2 separate regions of the Homo sapiens genome follow, and region 1 is linked to region 2. A link is a contact called in ENCODE Hi-C or POLR2A ChIA-PET data. All regions are on one chromosome and are shown on one strand. Each heading gives the region's core, a stretch centred on a gene start or an enhancer-like site at or near the end of the contact. The rest is flanking DNA. Distances are from core to core; before and after follow the strand shown. Region 1 overlaps CSNK1G1 (casein kinase 1 gamma 1). Region 2 overlaps SNX1 (sorting nexin 1).

Region 1 (7,502 bases), core at 2,456-4,955, 100 kb before region 2:
GGCATGCACCACCACACCAGGCTAATTTTCTGTATTTTTAGTAGAGATGGGGTTTTGCCATGTTGCCCAGGCTGGTCTTGAACTCCTGGGCTCAAGTGATCCTCCTGCCTTCAGCCTCCCAAAATGCTGGGATTACAGGCATGAGCCATCATACTGTTTGTTCTATTTCAAGTAACCCTATGAAGGTACTACTGAAGGAATTTGAGTTCTGCATCCTAAAATATTTAGAATTATATGAGTCATTGTGTGTTATTCAAGTTTTATTATACCCTGACTATAGCAATAATCAGCTATAGTTATAACCCAGGGAGCCCACAATGGACTTGTCTTTCATTGAACTTAATATGAATTCTTGCTCACAGTAGCCTCTCAGTATATATTTGTTAATTGATTGGAGTGTTTTTGGCATAAGATTTAAGACTGGCAACTGAGTTCACAGGGTGTATACATAACTTGAGGCTTATCTTCCCACATGCCCCAGGACTACATTTTAATTGTTGTTCCTCTTACATTCCTGGTTTTATAATGTTGTTAAGTTATTCTAGGTTTCATAAGTTTTAGGGAAAAGACTGTCACAGCCCATTTATGATAAGCATGTTTGTATATGTCTCATAAATCCAAGGGTCAGGTAACAACATGCTTAATCCAGTCCAGCTTAGAAGTTTAAGTGGGGAAGTGGACAGGCCAGTTTTCAGGATTTCCTCTGTAAGCCCTTTCAAATAGATCCACCAAATCAGACCAATCTTCCCTTTTCAATATAGAGCCAAAAAAAATCTAATGTATTTGTTAGGTAGGAATAACATCTGTGCTGCTGGGTTGGTACTCTTCCCAAATACAGAAAATTGCAAGCTCTTGAAGTTTCAGCATTCTCTGTGCACTGAAAGCGAGGAGTAAACAGGGAGGGCATTAGAGGAAAGGTGACTATACAAATTGCTTTTCACTTAAGCAGCAAGGAAAAACTGGAATCTCTGAGACTGGTATATCCATCATTGTCATGAGTGGGAATAGGAGGGCTCTGTTGTACTGGTTAGGCCAACTGTTGACTCATAGTCAGGTAGGCTGGCCATCGTTGGTCTGTCTCCCAGTACCTTTTCTAACAAACATGTAAAGGTCACAAAGCCTTCTAGGTCCTATATGCAGTTCAGTGGTGACTACTGGCCTCTTTTCTGCTTCTTGAGATCACCCACTACTTCTAAAATAGCTGCGGTGGGCATCATCTTAATACCCTTGCCTGCAACTAACAAGGTAGCTGCAGACTTTTCCAAGATAGGAAGTGCTTTAGTTTTCTGTTTCAAATCCCCTTGCTACCCCTACCCGCTAGTGTAAGAATTACTTTTAGGATTTTCTTACAGTCATCTAAATCGGCTTGACTACTTAGTTCTAATCATAGAGTTCACCACTCTTCAGGCTAATTTAATGTGGGAAAGTCCAGTGTATTTGAAGTTCTTCATATTAGGCCCAAGTTTGCCATTTATTTATATATTTATTATTTTTAAAATTTAGATGGAGTCTTGCTATGTCACCAGGCTGGAGTGCAGTGGCACTATCTCGGCTCACTGCAACTTCCGCTTCCCGGGTTCACGCCATTCTCCTCCTCAGCCTCCCGAGTAGCTGGGCCTACAGGCGCCCGCCACCATGCCCAGCTAGTTTTTTTTTGTAATTTTAATAGAGACGGGGTTTCACCATGTTAGCCAGGATGGTCTCGATCTCCTGACCTCGTGATCCGCCTGCCTCGGCCTCCCAAAGTGCTGGGATTACAGGCGTGAGCCACCACGCCTGGCCAATTTTTTGTATTTTTTTAGTAGAGACGGGGTTTCACCATGTTGGCCAGGATGGTCTTGATCTCCTGACCTCGTGATCTGCCTGCCTCGCCCTCTCTAAGTGCTGGGATTACAGATGTGAGCCGCCGTGCCTGGCCATATTTTTTATTTTATTTTTTCCAGAGTCCAGATGAGGAAGAACATTGGGATATTTTTAAAATCCTGATTATATTATCCTATTGATGATTAGGCATTGACTATTTTTTTATTGTAATTGCATATTGGTCCCACTCTCCCCACTCCCTGCCATAAGATTATAAGCTCCTTGAAAACAAGCCTTGTGTCTTCTTTACCCTTGTATCTCAAGCGTATCTTAAGGCCTGGTGTGATGTCATTCTGTCACATAGCAGTCAGCAAGTAGTTCAGTGGCAGAAAGAAGTTAGAAAGATTTAATAAGCTTGCCTTTTTAGATTTTTACCAATGTTATTAATAAAAATATTCCTTGTGATGGTTAAAAAAAGGAAATTTATTTTGAAAGAAGATCAATTGACAAGAAAATAGACAAGATTTCACCATGTGTCCTTGTAAATGTGAGCATGAACACCAGAGCTTGTTTTTAACTTAGAGGCACAGCATTCCTCCCCCTATTTTTTCAGAGTAAGTTCTCAGCTGCAAGTATGACTCATTGGTAGTTAATGTTTGAGCAGCCAGTGCGCATATGCCACTCTTTTGATTACCAAGGTGATGTTGCAGCATTGTAAATAAACAACCTTTTGTGCCAAAGCCACACAAAGACCACAGTAACATAATTAGTGTTTTTACTCACTAGTGTTTTGTCTGTCATTGTTCATTACTGTCCAGTGAATTATAAAATATTTGGATTTCCTGACAATGAATACTTAAACAAAAAGCCCATTGTGACTTAGGTTTGTTCAGTGAATTAATCATTGCTTATAAATGTATGAAATTATTTGGGAAAAATGATTGATTATGAATTTAAAGAATACCTATTGCTGTGATATCCAGAGCTTGAGACATTAAATTCCTAAAATAGGAACTTTTTGTTGTCCTGGGACTATGACCATTTTCTTCAGTACCCAACTCTTAATCATTACCTTGGCCTTTTGGACCCCAGTTTCACATTGATGACCTGATCTAGAAATTCATACCAATTCTCTAATTATGTAGAGATAGAACAAAAATGACAGCACTGGGTAATTGTGAATGTGGTTCTGGTTGGAGGTCTTCCACATTGTCTCTGCTTTTCCTTGTGTGATCTCTAACTCTTTCTCTTCCATTCCACTTTGTTTTCTAGTGAGTGGTCACACTTTTCAAGCTTTGTTTCTTGATTACAGTTTTACCACCAAGATTTTCAAGACTTAATGCTTAAGAATTGATATCTCCAAGATAATCAGGGAAGAAAGTAAAGGGGACCATGAGAACCTTGAAACTGAGAATAAGCATTTTATTTTCCTGTTAGCTATCATTTTTTCATTTCTTATAGAAACCAAATTGTAAAATCTTATAACTATTTTTCTTATTTTCTTCAATCATCAATGTTATGTTAATTGTATTATGGTCACCATAGGCAAGTTTTAATTTCTTTTCTTTTTATGGGAATGATTTTAGGTTTCAGTATTTCCTTAGGGTCTTTTACTTAGGAAGATACATACATTATCAATTTAAAAATTTTCCAATCCATAAATCTTTTTTCCAGCATAGCTCTCAGTTTTGCTTGTATTCTAGCACACAGGAACAAGATTTGGTGGATGAGAGGTTTGGGGCAGAGATATGAAAGAGTCTGTGGCCGAAACAGATCCGTATTAGGAAGAGTGACAGTATGAGAATGACTCCATAGCTGACCACATGACAACAGCGTGGTATATGTTCGTTAATTGACTAGAAGATGAATAAGCCAGAACCAAGCATGCAGCTGAAGTGGGAGGAAAAAGGGAGGGAGGGGATGAGTCAGCAAGGACCAGAGCAAATGAAAGAGGATTGAGGGTTTAGAGGGTAGGTAAACGGCAGGATAATAGGATTCTTTGCAGTAAATGACAGGAAAATGGAGGTCTCTGACATAACCTGAAATTTCTAAGTCTAGGCTCCCATATCCTGGCTTCCCAGCAGCTATTGTAATCTAGTGACTCTTCTGATTTGGCTCTCTTATAAAGGAGAAGCTAATCCTCAAATTAAAAAATGACAAGATTCCTCCCCCCCCCCCTTTTTTTTTTTTTTAAAGAGACGGACTCTTGCTCTGATTCTGAGGCTAGAGTGTAGTGGTGCAATCGTAGCTTGCTGCAGCCTCAAATTCTTTGGCTCTAGTCATCCTCCCGCCTCAGCCTCCCAAGTAGCTGGGACTACAGGCGCAATGCACCATAGCTGGCTAATATTTTTAGTTTTTTGTAGGGATGGAGTCTCACTATGTTGACCAGGCTGGTCTTGAACTCTTGGCCCCAGGTGATCCTCTCACCTTGGCTGCCCAAAGTGCTGGGATCACAGGCATGAACCACTGTGTCCAGCCTTAACAAGACCCCAGTTGAAACTTCACAAATGCAGTAGTCAAAACAAAATCTCATTGGGCAGAGAAAGCCAGTTAACTTGTTAAATACCTAGTAGGCGGTTCATTTTTAAAATTGATACATAATATACCTATTTATGGGATATATGTGATATTTTGATACATGCATATCTATGTGTAATTATCAAGTCAGGGTGGTTAAGCTACTCATTACCTCAAACATTTACCATTTCTTTGTGTTGGGAACATTTCAAATCTACTCTTCTGGCTATTTTGAAATATACAATAAATTATTGTTAACTATAGTCACTCTGCTGTGCTATCAACACTAGAATTTATTGCTTCTAACTGTATGTTTGTACCCATTAACCAAGCTCTCTTCATCCTCCCCACACCCAACCATTCCCAGCCTCTGGTAACCATCATTCTATATGAGATCAACTTTTTAAGTTTTCACATGAGCGAGAACATGTGATATTTGTCTTTCCCTGCCTACCTTATTTCAGTTATTATAAAGGCCTCCAGTTCCATCTGTGTTGCTGCAAATGACAGAATTTCATTCTTTTTTTGTGTGTGTGTCTTTTTTTTTTTTCCTTTTTGTGGAGAACCGGGGTCTCGCTATACTGCCCAGTCAGGTCTCAAACTCCTGGGCTCAAACTATCCTCCCACCTCGCCTCTCTGAGAGCTGGGCTTACAGGTGTGAATTTCATTCTTTTTTATGGGTGAATAGTATTTCCTTGTGTGTATATGTACCACATTTTTTTGTCCTTTATCTGTTAATGGACACTTAGGTTAATTGCATATCTTTGCTATTATGAATAGAGCTGTAATAAACATGGACGTACACACATGTTTTTGATAAACTGATTTTGATAATGGCTGTGAAGATCATTTGCCCATTTTTAAATCAGATTATTATTTTTACTATTTTTTGCTATTGAGTTGTTTGAATTGCATATATATCCTGGCTATTAATTAATCCCTTATTAGATACATGGTTTGCATATATTATATTTTCTCTTATTCTACTGGTTGTCTCTTCACTCAGTTGTTTCCTTTGCTGTGCAGGAGCTTCTTAGCTTGCTGAAATTCCATTTGTTTATTTTTGCTTCTGTTGCCTGTGTTTTTGAGGTCTTACCTGAAAGATTTTGCCCAGACCAATGTCATGAAGCATTTCCCCAATGTTTTATTCTAGTAGTTTCATAGTTTCAGGTCTTACATCTAAGTCTTTAATCCATTTTGATTTGTTTTTTTTTGTATAGTTAGAGATAGGGGTCTAGTTTCATTTCTCTAAACAGACCATCCTTTCCCTACTGAATGTTCTTGGCACCTTTGTTGAAAATTAGCTGGTTCCAAATATGTGGGTTTATTTCTGGGTTCTCTCCTCTCTTCCCTTGGTCTCTTTGTCTGTTTATGCCAGTAACATGCTGTTTGGTTACTGTAGCTTTGTAGTATATTTTGACATCAGGTAGTGCGTGATTAGTGGGTGATGCCTCCAGCTGTGTTGTTTTTTTTTCCCCGCCTTGATACAGGGTCTTACTCTGTTACCCAGGCTGTAGTGCAGTGATGTGATCACGGCTCACTACAGCCTCAGCCTCCCTCACCACGCCCTGCTAATTTTTTGTAGAGGTGGGGTTTTGCCATGTTACACAGGCAGGCATCAAACTCCTGGACTCCAGTGATCCACCTGCCTCAGCCTCCCAAAGTGCTGGGATTACAGGTGTGAGCCATTATGCCTGGCCTTGCTTTGTTCTTTTTGCTCAGGATTGCTTTGGCTATTCAGAGTCTTCTGTGATTTCATAAGAATTTTAGGATTGTTTTTTCTATTTCTGTGAAGAATGTCTTAGGTATTTTGATATGGATTGTGTTGAAGCTATAGATTGCTTTTGGTATTATTAATATTTTTACAATATTCTTCCAATCTATGAACAAGGGATGTCTCCCCCCGGCCCACACTCTTTTTTTTTTTTTTTTTTAATTTTTCAGTTTCCTTCACCAGTGTTTTACAGTTTCCCTTGTAGAGCTCTTTCATATCCTTGGTTGAATTTATTCCTAGGTATTTTTTTTGTAGCTATTGTAAATGGAATTACTTTCTTGATTTTTTTCCACTAGTTTGTTATTGGGATGTAGAGATGCTACTAATTTATTTATTTCTTATTTTATTTTTATTTTTTGAGACAGAGTCTCGCTCTGTCGCCCAGGCTGGAGTGCAGTGGCGTGATCTCGGCTCACTGCAACCTCTGCCTCCCAGATTCAAGCAATTCTCCTGCCTCAGCCTCCCAAGTAGCTGGGATTACAGGTGCCCACCACCACACCCAGCTAGTTTTTGTATTTTTAGTAGAGACGGGGTTTCACCATGTTGGCCAGGCTGTTCTCGAAGTCCTGACCTCAGGTGATCCACCTGCCTAGGCCTCCCAAAGTGCTGGGATTGCAGGTGTGAGCCACCATGCCCGGCCTGTTTATTTATTTTTTTGAAACAGGTTCTCACTCAGTCACCCAGGCTGGAGTGCAGTGGTGTGATCTCGGCTCACTGCAACCTCCACTTCTCAGGCTCAAGTGATCCTCCTGCCTCAGCCTCCTGAGTAGATGGGACTACAGGCACATGGCTAGTAATTTTTGCATGTTGCTTTTGTATCTTGCAACTTGACTACATTTTTAAATTCATTTTGAGAATTTTTTTGGTGGCAGTTTTAGGATTTTCCACATATACAATCATGTCACTTGCATATAGGGACAATTCGACTTCCTCCTTTTCAATTTGGATGCCCTTTATGTCTTTTTCTTGCCTGTTTGCTCTGGATAGTACTTCTAGTACTATGTTGAATTAGAGTGGTGAGAGACGGCATCCTGTCTTGTTCCAATTTTTTGAGGAGAAATTCAGCTTTTCCCTGTTTAAAATGATGTTAGCTGTATTTGTCCTATATGACCTTTGTTACATTGAGGTATGTTCCTTCTGTACCTAGTTTGTTGAGGGTTTTTTTTGTTTTGTTTTGTTTTGTTTTTCTTTGAGATGGAGTCTCGCTCTGTCTCCCAAGCTAGAGTGCAGTGGCGCAATCTTGGCTCACTGCAACCTCTGCCTCCCTGGTTCAAGCGATTCTCCTGCCTCAGCCTTCCGAGTAGCTGGGATTACAGGTTCACGCCACCACACCTAGCTAATTTTTGTATTTTTAGTAGAGACAGGGTATCACCATGTTGGCCAGGATAGTCTCGATCTCTTGACCTCA
Region 2 (7,467 bases), core at 3,238-5,737:
AACAGGCGTGAGCCACCTCACCCAGCTGAGGCTTCCTTCTTGACCACCCTATCATATGACCTTTTCTATGCACATATTACAGTCTGCAATTATTGTTTGGTTACTGTGTGTCTCAAAAACATTTGGGTTGAAAGACTATATGGATAATATTTGTGATTGAAAGACTATATGAATGAATGGGCAGTGGGGGTATGCTGAGAAAAAACTAGGGAGGGGAAGGAGCAGCGTCTGCTGAAGGGTTAGAGGCTGCCTGCATGGTGGGACAACAAGAATCTTCTTCCTACCTCCAGAATTAAACACACTTCTCCTCTCTTCTCTCTTGGCAGATCATTGTCTACTTTTTCCATTTACTTAATTTTCAGGTGTTCCAGGAAGCCTCAGATCAGTGGATTTTCATCACCAGTTGTGGAAAGAGATTCCATGCAACTGACTTGTCAAACATGTGATAGGGAACCTGCAGCTCCTAATTGCACAGTGTTCCACCGCACAAGAGTGCAGGTACAAAAGAAGAAAAACGAGATCCTTGACACAGAGGCATTTAAGATGTCTTTGGGGAGATAAAACAGGTATGGAGAATATTTTCTAATTTTTTAAAATCAATTATGTATTAATTTATTGAGACAGGGTCTCACTCGTTTGCTGAGACTGGAGTGCAGTGGCACAATCATGGCTCACTACAGCCTTGACATGCCAGACTCAAGCGCTCAGCCTCCCAAGTAGCTGAGACTACAGGTATGCATTATTAAGCCCGGCTAATTTTTGTTTTGTTTTGTTTCATAGAGACAGGGTCTCACTATGCTGCCCAAGCTGGTCTCCAGCTCCTGGGCTCAACTGATCCTCCTGCCTCGGCCTCCCAAACTGCTGGGATTATAGGTGTGAGCCACAGTGCCCGGCCAAGTATTTTCCTATAAAGAGGAACGCATGACATGATGTAAATACCATAGCAGTTATTACAATCAAAGAAAGTTTGCTTTCTGTACGCCTTCAGTGCTGGCCAGCTCAGCATATGAACACCACGTTCCAGACTCTATATGATGGGTGTGCAGACCTCAAAGTAACTTGTTTTTAGAATGAGCTGTTTTATGATACAAGCTTTTGTCTTTTCTCCACCACGATCTAGCACATGGATTGTATTTCAATACTAGATTATAGTAGTTCTCAGACTTTAGCAATCATCACCACCACCTGTAGGGCTGTGAAATCTCACATTTGAGTGCCCTGGCCCTGGATTTTCTTTTTTTTTTTGAGACGGAGTCTGGCTCTGTCGCCCAGGCTGGAGTGCAGTGGCGTGATCTCGGCTCACTGCAAGCTCCGCCTCCCGGGTTCACGCCATTCTCCTGCCTCAGCCTCCCGAGTAGCTGGGACTACAGGTGCCCTCCACCACGCCCGGCTAATTTTTTGTATTTTTAGTAGAGGCGGGGTTTCACCGTGTTAGCCAGGATGGTCTCGATCTCCTGACCTCGTGATCCGCCCGCCTCGGCCTCCCAAAGTGCTGGGATTACAGGCGTGAGCCACCATGCCCGGCCGCCCTGGCCCTGGATTTTCTAATTGCTGGGCTGGGGTGGAGCCTGAAGCGGTCATCTTCAACAAGCTCCCTGGTGGTCCTGAAGCTCCTGGTTGGAGATCACACTAAGCAAGCACCGGTCTCCTGATTACCGCAGCAGCCCCGCCGGGGGCCTGGCTCCACTCGCTCCTCTATGCAGGCATAGAGCCGGCAGTTTGCCACTTGGAAATAGAACCAAGGAGCAGAGGGCAGGAAGGGCTGGGGAGTGAAGATGTACCCCGACTCGCCCCATTCCTGCGCACGGGTAGGCTGGCCCACAGACCCTGCCTTAGCTCAGGCCCTGGCTTCCATTGCAGTCACACAAAGCCCCCTTTCACCGGCAAGGCTTCTGCTGCGCCACAAAGGCTGCTCAGGAGGTTTGGTCAACCTCGTTAAGAAAACAAACAGCCCCTGGGCCACGAGCTTGTGGGCGCCACGGGGCACAGAGGCTGGATTCTTTTCTGGGCCCGGGCTGGGCGGGCGGCAGCGGAGGGGTGGACTGGCCAGGAGGGGCCCAGCCACTGGGGGCTGTCTGAGCCATGGTGAACCTTGCCTGCGCCACCCCAGCCCAGCTCTGGTCACCGGCATCACCTTGGACAACCCCCCTGAGGCTCAGGGTCCTTATCTGTCCTTATCTCAGGGTCCTCACACAACAGAGAGTGGTGTGTGGATTAAATGACTGCAGCTTCCACAGTGTTTGGCATGGGGCCCAGCACACAGCAGAGAGATGTTAGCTATTATTGACTGAATTATGTGAATTTGCCGTTTTCGTAGGCAAAAAACGGCAAGGTCTTACCAATGACATGGTTCATCCTGATGGATACTGACTCATTGACAACAAAAGCAGATTCTATTTCTTCCGTACCCTGAGACTGCAAGGTTAGCTTAAAAAAAATTAACAATTTCAACTACTAACACTGCAATAAGGATTTTTCTGATTTCCTCCATATTGTGCAACCAAAAATAGTAAAGAAATAAATTGGAAGCAGAGGTTGATATAAATCACCAACTATGCTGTTCATCAAAACAGCCTCCTACTGTTCACAGAGTTCCTACTGATTACCTTGTTAATAAGTACATTTTATAAACGGAAATAATAAATATAACATTTAAAAACATCATTTTTATGTTTATTAGATTTTGGTGTAACGTGTCTTTTAAAAAGAGTGCTACTAAAAAGCGTTGTTACTGAGTTGGTCCAAACTCTTCACTTCTGTCAACCGGGGGAAGCCAGGCGTGAGGGAGTGGTGGGTACTGGAAGCAGCTGTTAGAACGCACCTCTGACAAGCATGTCCTGCCCAAGTCCTTAGAGCAAAAATTGGTCCAGGACAGGCAGGCCCCAAACCCGGGGCTCCAGCCAGCAATGTCACTTCTAGGAGTCTCCTGTCCCCTGCCCAGATAGGACAGCGGCAGCTCAGCTGCTTCAGACAACACGACTCAGGTCTGGCACAGGGAGAGCTGGCAGAGGCCACCCCACCACTTTGACGGCACAGCTCTCCAGGCTGCGTGTGGTGATACAGCAACTCCCAGTGCCTTTCAGAGCCATGTCAGCCAATCAACCAAGTGGCCCCTCTGGTGTGCCAAGCACTGGGGTTCAAGAAACAAAGACACACTTGGGTCCCTCAAGTAACAGGGGTTCACTGTGAAGAGAGCTGAGGGACCAAGAACTGGGGCAACAGGCAGAAGCCAGGATGGGCAGGAGCTCCAGGCCTCGAGGTCTGGAAGGGAGGTGGCCCTGCCTCATATGCTAGCTGTCCCCAGGGTGCTGGCGGTGGCTTCTCAGCAAGTGGAGTTTTTCATGTCTGCCATTAAGGTCCCCAGCTACTCACCAAAGATGCTTCTGTCTTCCAGCCTCTGCTACTACTCCACTGGGCAACCCCTGCCCATCTGGGGAAAGAATGTCTTGCAGGGGTCAGAGAAGCTCCAATGCTTACCAGGTCAGGTGGGTATCCAAATGGGACTTGTCCTTAACAGGCCTACTGTGTGGATGCCTTCAGGTCTTTAAGAAAACAACTTAGGGCCGGGTGTGGTGGCTCACGCCTGTAATCCCAGCACTTTGGGAGGCCGAGGCGGACGGATCACGTGAGGTTGGGAGTTCGAGACCAGCCTGCCAAAATAGAGAAACCCTGTCTCTACTAAAAATACAAAATTTGCCGGGCATGGTGGCACGTGCTTGTAATCTCAGCTACTTGGGAGGCTGAGTCAGGAGAATCGCTTGAACCCGGGAGGCGCAGGATGCGGTGAGCTGAGATGGCACCATTGCACTCCAGCCTGGGCAACAAGAGCGAAACTCCACCTCAAAAAACAAACAAACAACAACAAAAAAACAAAACTTAGTGGGTTGATTTCCAGGTTCCTCTTGTCTGTCCCCGTCTAAATGTCTACAGTGTGTGGGATAGGGTGTGGCAGAGAGGCCATGCTAAGAGCTTGAGTTCATCTTAGCTATGGGGTGTGACCTGGGCCAGCTGCTTCAGCTCCCTGAACCTGTCCTTAGTGTGGGTCATGAGTGCACCCTGCAGGGTGACAGTGCTGGATGTGAGCTATCTCAGGGCCCAGAGGCAGTTCTTACTATAGTTAATAATTAGGCCCACGAGTGGGAAGGGGCGGTCATGGGCAGTCTGTCCCCTGCTGCGGAACATGCTCCTGGCCGCAGGAGCCTCGTCTATTTTTCTTGAGAGGCTGCCAGTGAAACCTGCGTGTTGGGCCCCTGTGGCTATCGCCACTGCAGCTCATAATGGAAGAGGAAGCAGCGAGCTCTGAAGCCCCGAAGGGGCAGTCATTTGGAAACAGTCACATCTCTTTATGGAAAGGTCCTGTCTCGGATTGGACAGGGTTTTTCTGTTTCTTTTCTGGACCCAGACAAAGAGCATCCTGTGGAAGGCGAGCAGCTGGCTTCCTCTGAGCAGCCTTGGGTGGGTGAAGTTTTCTGCCCCGAGGTCTGGTCATCAGAGCCAGAGGAGCATTTCCACAACAGACAAGGGCCAAAGGGGTGAAAGGCCTGTCTGGGCAAGACTTGTGGGGCCTGCAGGCTTCCCCAGCACACTGAGCACCAGTCTTACCAACCACGGTGAGGCCTATTAAACCTCAAATTAGGCCAGATTTCCGGATCTCTTGAAAAATCCCCAGATCTGGCCTCAGTGACCCACAGGCTTGTATGGCAATGATCTTGAGCCGAGGAGCAGCCACTGCCCCGGAGGCTCCTGTGCAGGTGGTGGAGGACACCAGGATGAGCAGAGACAGTGCAGCCCAGGACCCCAGGGAGTCCAGAGCTCAGGAGGCTACAGAGACCGCCTCAGAGCTGACACCACACAGGAGAGGAAGACCAGAGGCTGAAGAGGACGACAGACGCAGGGCCCAACTCCAGTCCGGGGTAGGGCAGAGGGCGGATCAGGGGAAGCTGCCCAAAGAACAGATATGTGATGCGGGCCTCAAAGGATGCACTGGATTGTTTTCCCATAATGAAAATAGCTTTATTTGATTTTTCTTATTTTAACGATAATACATACAAATTTTAAGCAATACAAAATGGTATTAAAAATTAAAGGTAATGCAAACTTCCATCTCTAGAGGTGACCATAGTTATTAACAATTCAATCAACATCCTTCCCATATATAAAGTTTTATATAAATGTGAATATCATGCAATTCTATAACCTGCTTTTTTCACTAAAAAATATGAGTTTTCCTTGTCAATGAATATAGCTATATATCATCTTCAATGGCTGTAAAATATTCAACGGTGTAACTGTACCATAATTCATTTAATCCCCTCCTGATGGACATTTCAATTGGCTTCAGTTTTTGCAACTGTAAACAGTGCTATGACGGGCATTTCTGGTTAGTCATCTTCAAGGATTTGGTTTCTAGAAGTGCCTATGAGGATCCTCAGTGAATGTTCTGACACACAGGCAAATGCTTCACATCTCCTTACACTTATATTCCCATCTAGGGCATTGGAAAATGCCTGCTTCAGACAGGTGTAATTCTGAGAATGAAGATGGGGAAGGGAGAAAGGGTGCTTAAGGTACCAAGCCCAGCATTAACCCAGCCTCCTCGGGCCACACAGAAGTGAGAAGTAGCACATTTGCAATCAGTTTCCATGAGGTGTCGGCGCTGTTGGGAAGGACTGGGAGATAAAGAGGGAAAGGTGAGCTGGGTCCTTTCACAGACAGTATGAACGCCAGGTGGCAGAGCCTGCAACTGGGGAACAATCATTCAACAGTTATCTATTTGACACCTGTTTTGAGCCTGAACCTTTGCTGGGGCCCATGGAGTTATAAAGGCGTAAGACCCCAGAGTTTAGCATTTGGTGGAGACTGTAAATCACCCAACTTTATCACAAGATGCAGTTATCGGCAGGTGACACATGCACCAGAAGACAGGCTTCAGTTGTTCTTGTCCATTTATCTCAGATCAGGCACGACCCTGTCCAAACATGGAGCAGAGAATCTTAGCCAGTGTCTCCAAAGACAGAGTGTACATCCAGGCATGTGCGCACTGTAGCACAGATGTGTCCTCCTATGTTTGGAGCCAGGGATCCCCATTATCTTCTCCCGCCCTCCCCTTCCCCCTAGGCTGCCAAGTACTGGTGGGGAAAATCCCACCACCTTGGGGCTTGATGTCCTTGAAGTCTATGGGCTTCCCGTGGGCCCTGAGTGTGCTCGGCAAAAGACACGCCCTCCATCACCACACACTCTCCAGCCACATCTTGGCCCCATCCTGAGATTTCCAGGAGTTCCTCCCCTTTTTTAAAACTTGAGTTGCTTCAAAGACTTTTTAGGGTTCCTAGCTACAGGAGCATTCAGAATGAAAATCTTCTGGGAAGAGTTAACAGTTGCTGGTATTTTTGTGTAGGCGACAATTCTTATTCCCGTTTCTCTCATTTATTTTGTCACTGAGTACTGACACTGAATACTGGGATCACACCAGCTCGAAGTCCAGTCCTCATCTTCAGCACTCCGGAGCCCAAACGCTGAACTAGCCAAGGGGAAAGCAGGTTCCATACCTTTTATCTAAAAAAACTTGGCTTAAATAGGTAAATATGACATTCCTATCTCAGAAAATTTTAATTATCAAGCATGAAACTTCCCCTCTTCGGCCTCCCCTCCACCTACAGATTCTTTCCTGTGGCCTCAGCAGTGAGGCACCCTCTGAACACAGGTCCCCTTCCTGTGCTCTGGACCCCATTTTCTTCCAAACATGGCTCTGATAGTCATTCTCTTTCTCTTCTCTGAATTTTATTAACATGCTTAAGTTTGTCCCACCTTTAAATAAAACAAAGCCTCCTTTAACTCTATCTCCCCTACTTAAAGCAACTGGCCTCCCTTCCCATCCAGAGCTGCTTTTTTTTTTGAGACAAGATCTTGCTCTGTCACCTAGGCTGGAGTGCAGTGGCGCAACTGTAGCTCACTGCAACCTCAACCTCCTGGGCTCAGGTGATGTTCCCGCGTAGCTGGGCCTACAGGCATGCACCACCACACACCCAGCTAGTTGTTTTTATTTTTGTAGGGACAGGGTCTCACTATATTCCCCAGGCTGGTCTCAAATTCTTGGGCTCAAGTGATTCTCCCACCTCGGCCTCCCAAAATGCTAGGAATACAGGCATAAGCCACTGTGCCTGGCCCAGAGCCGCTTCTTAAAACACCTTCAGCACTCACTGCCCCCACCACTGCTTCCCCTCCCATCTGCCCCAAACCTATTGCCTCATGTGTTACAAAGGGTTTCATTGTCTGCCCAGTGTCTGGGCCAGAAGCTTGCGGGGCATCCTAGCTACCTCCCTCTCCCCTCAAGCCTCTCATCAAATCAAGGACCGATCTCAGTGGTTCCGAAACTCTCCTGAGCTCTGGCCCCACCATACCTGCCCTTTTCAGCTCTCCTGAGGGTAGGGATAAGCCTGGCTGCTCTTCCTGCCTCCAGTCTCACGC

Evidence for each region. A loop is a pair of places that touch in the nucleus more often than their neighbours do. ChIA-PET counts read pairs that join two places held with the same protein, here RNA polymerase II (POLR2A). Pooled maps may share reads with other maps.
Region 1: a loop to region 2 is called in a pooled map, with 4 times the contacts of the local background. The contact joins two enhancer-like sites. A Hi-C loop is called at or near these places in 1 of 37 single-sample maps with no recorded cell type and 2 of 50 pooled maps. POLR2A ChIA-PET finds 5 or more read pairs at or near these places in 5 of 52 experiments (H1, HepG2, MCF 10A and 2 more).

What each region holds. Positions count from the first base shown.
Region 1 is chr15:64,243,119-64,250,620 of GRCh38, reverse strand. The region is part of intron 4 of CSNK1G1 (casein kinase 1 gamma 1); the gene reads left to right. Among named protein-coding and RNA genes, the nearest start is that of PPIB, 84 kb to the right of the region's middle. RefSeq lists enhancers at 2,277-2,571, 3,461-3,520, 3,641-4,141, 4,142-4,642. Within about 2 kb of position 3,705, at least 6 of the 41 ENCODE cell types and tissues checked have a DNase peak (open chromatin) inside an H3K27ac peak, as active enhancers do.
Region 2 is chr15:64,141,756-64,149,222 of GRCh38, reverse strand. SNX1 (sorting nexin 1) reads right to left here. Exons shown (of 15, transcript NM_003099.5): 15 at 4,992-7,467. Among named protein-coding and RNA genes, the nearest start is that of SNX22, 6.2 kb to the left of the region's middle. RefSeq lists enhancers at 3,044-3,560, 4,426-4,515, 4,536-4,845. Within about 2 kb of position 4,487, at least 4 of the 41 ENCODE cell types and tissues checked have a DNase peak (open chromatin) inside an H3K27ac peak, as active enhancers do.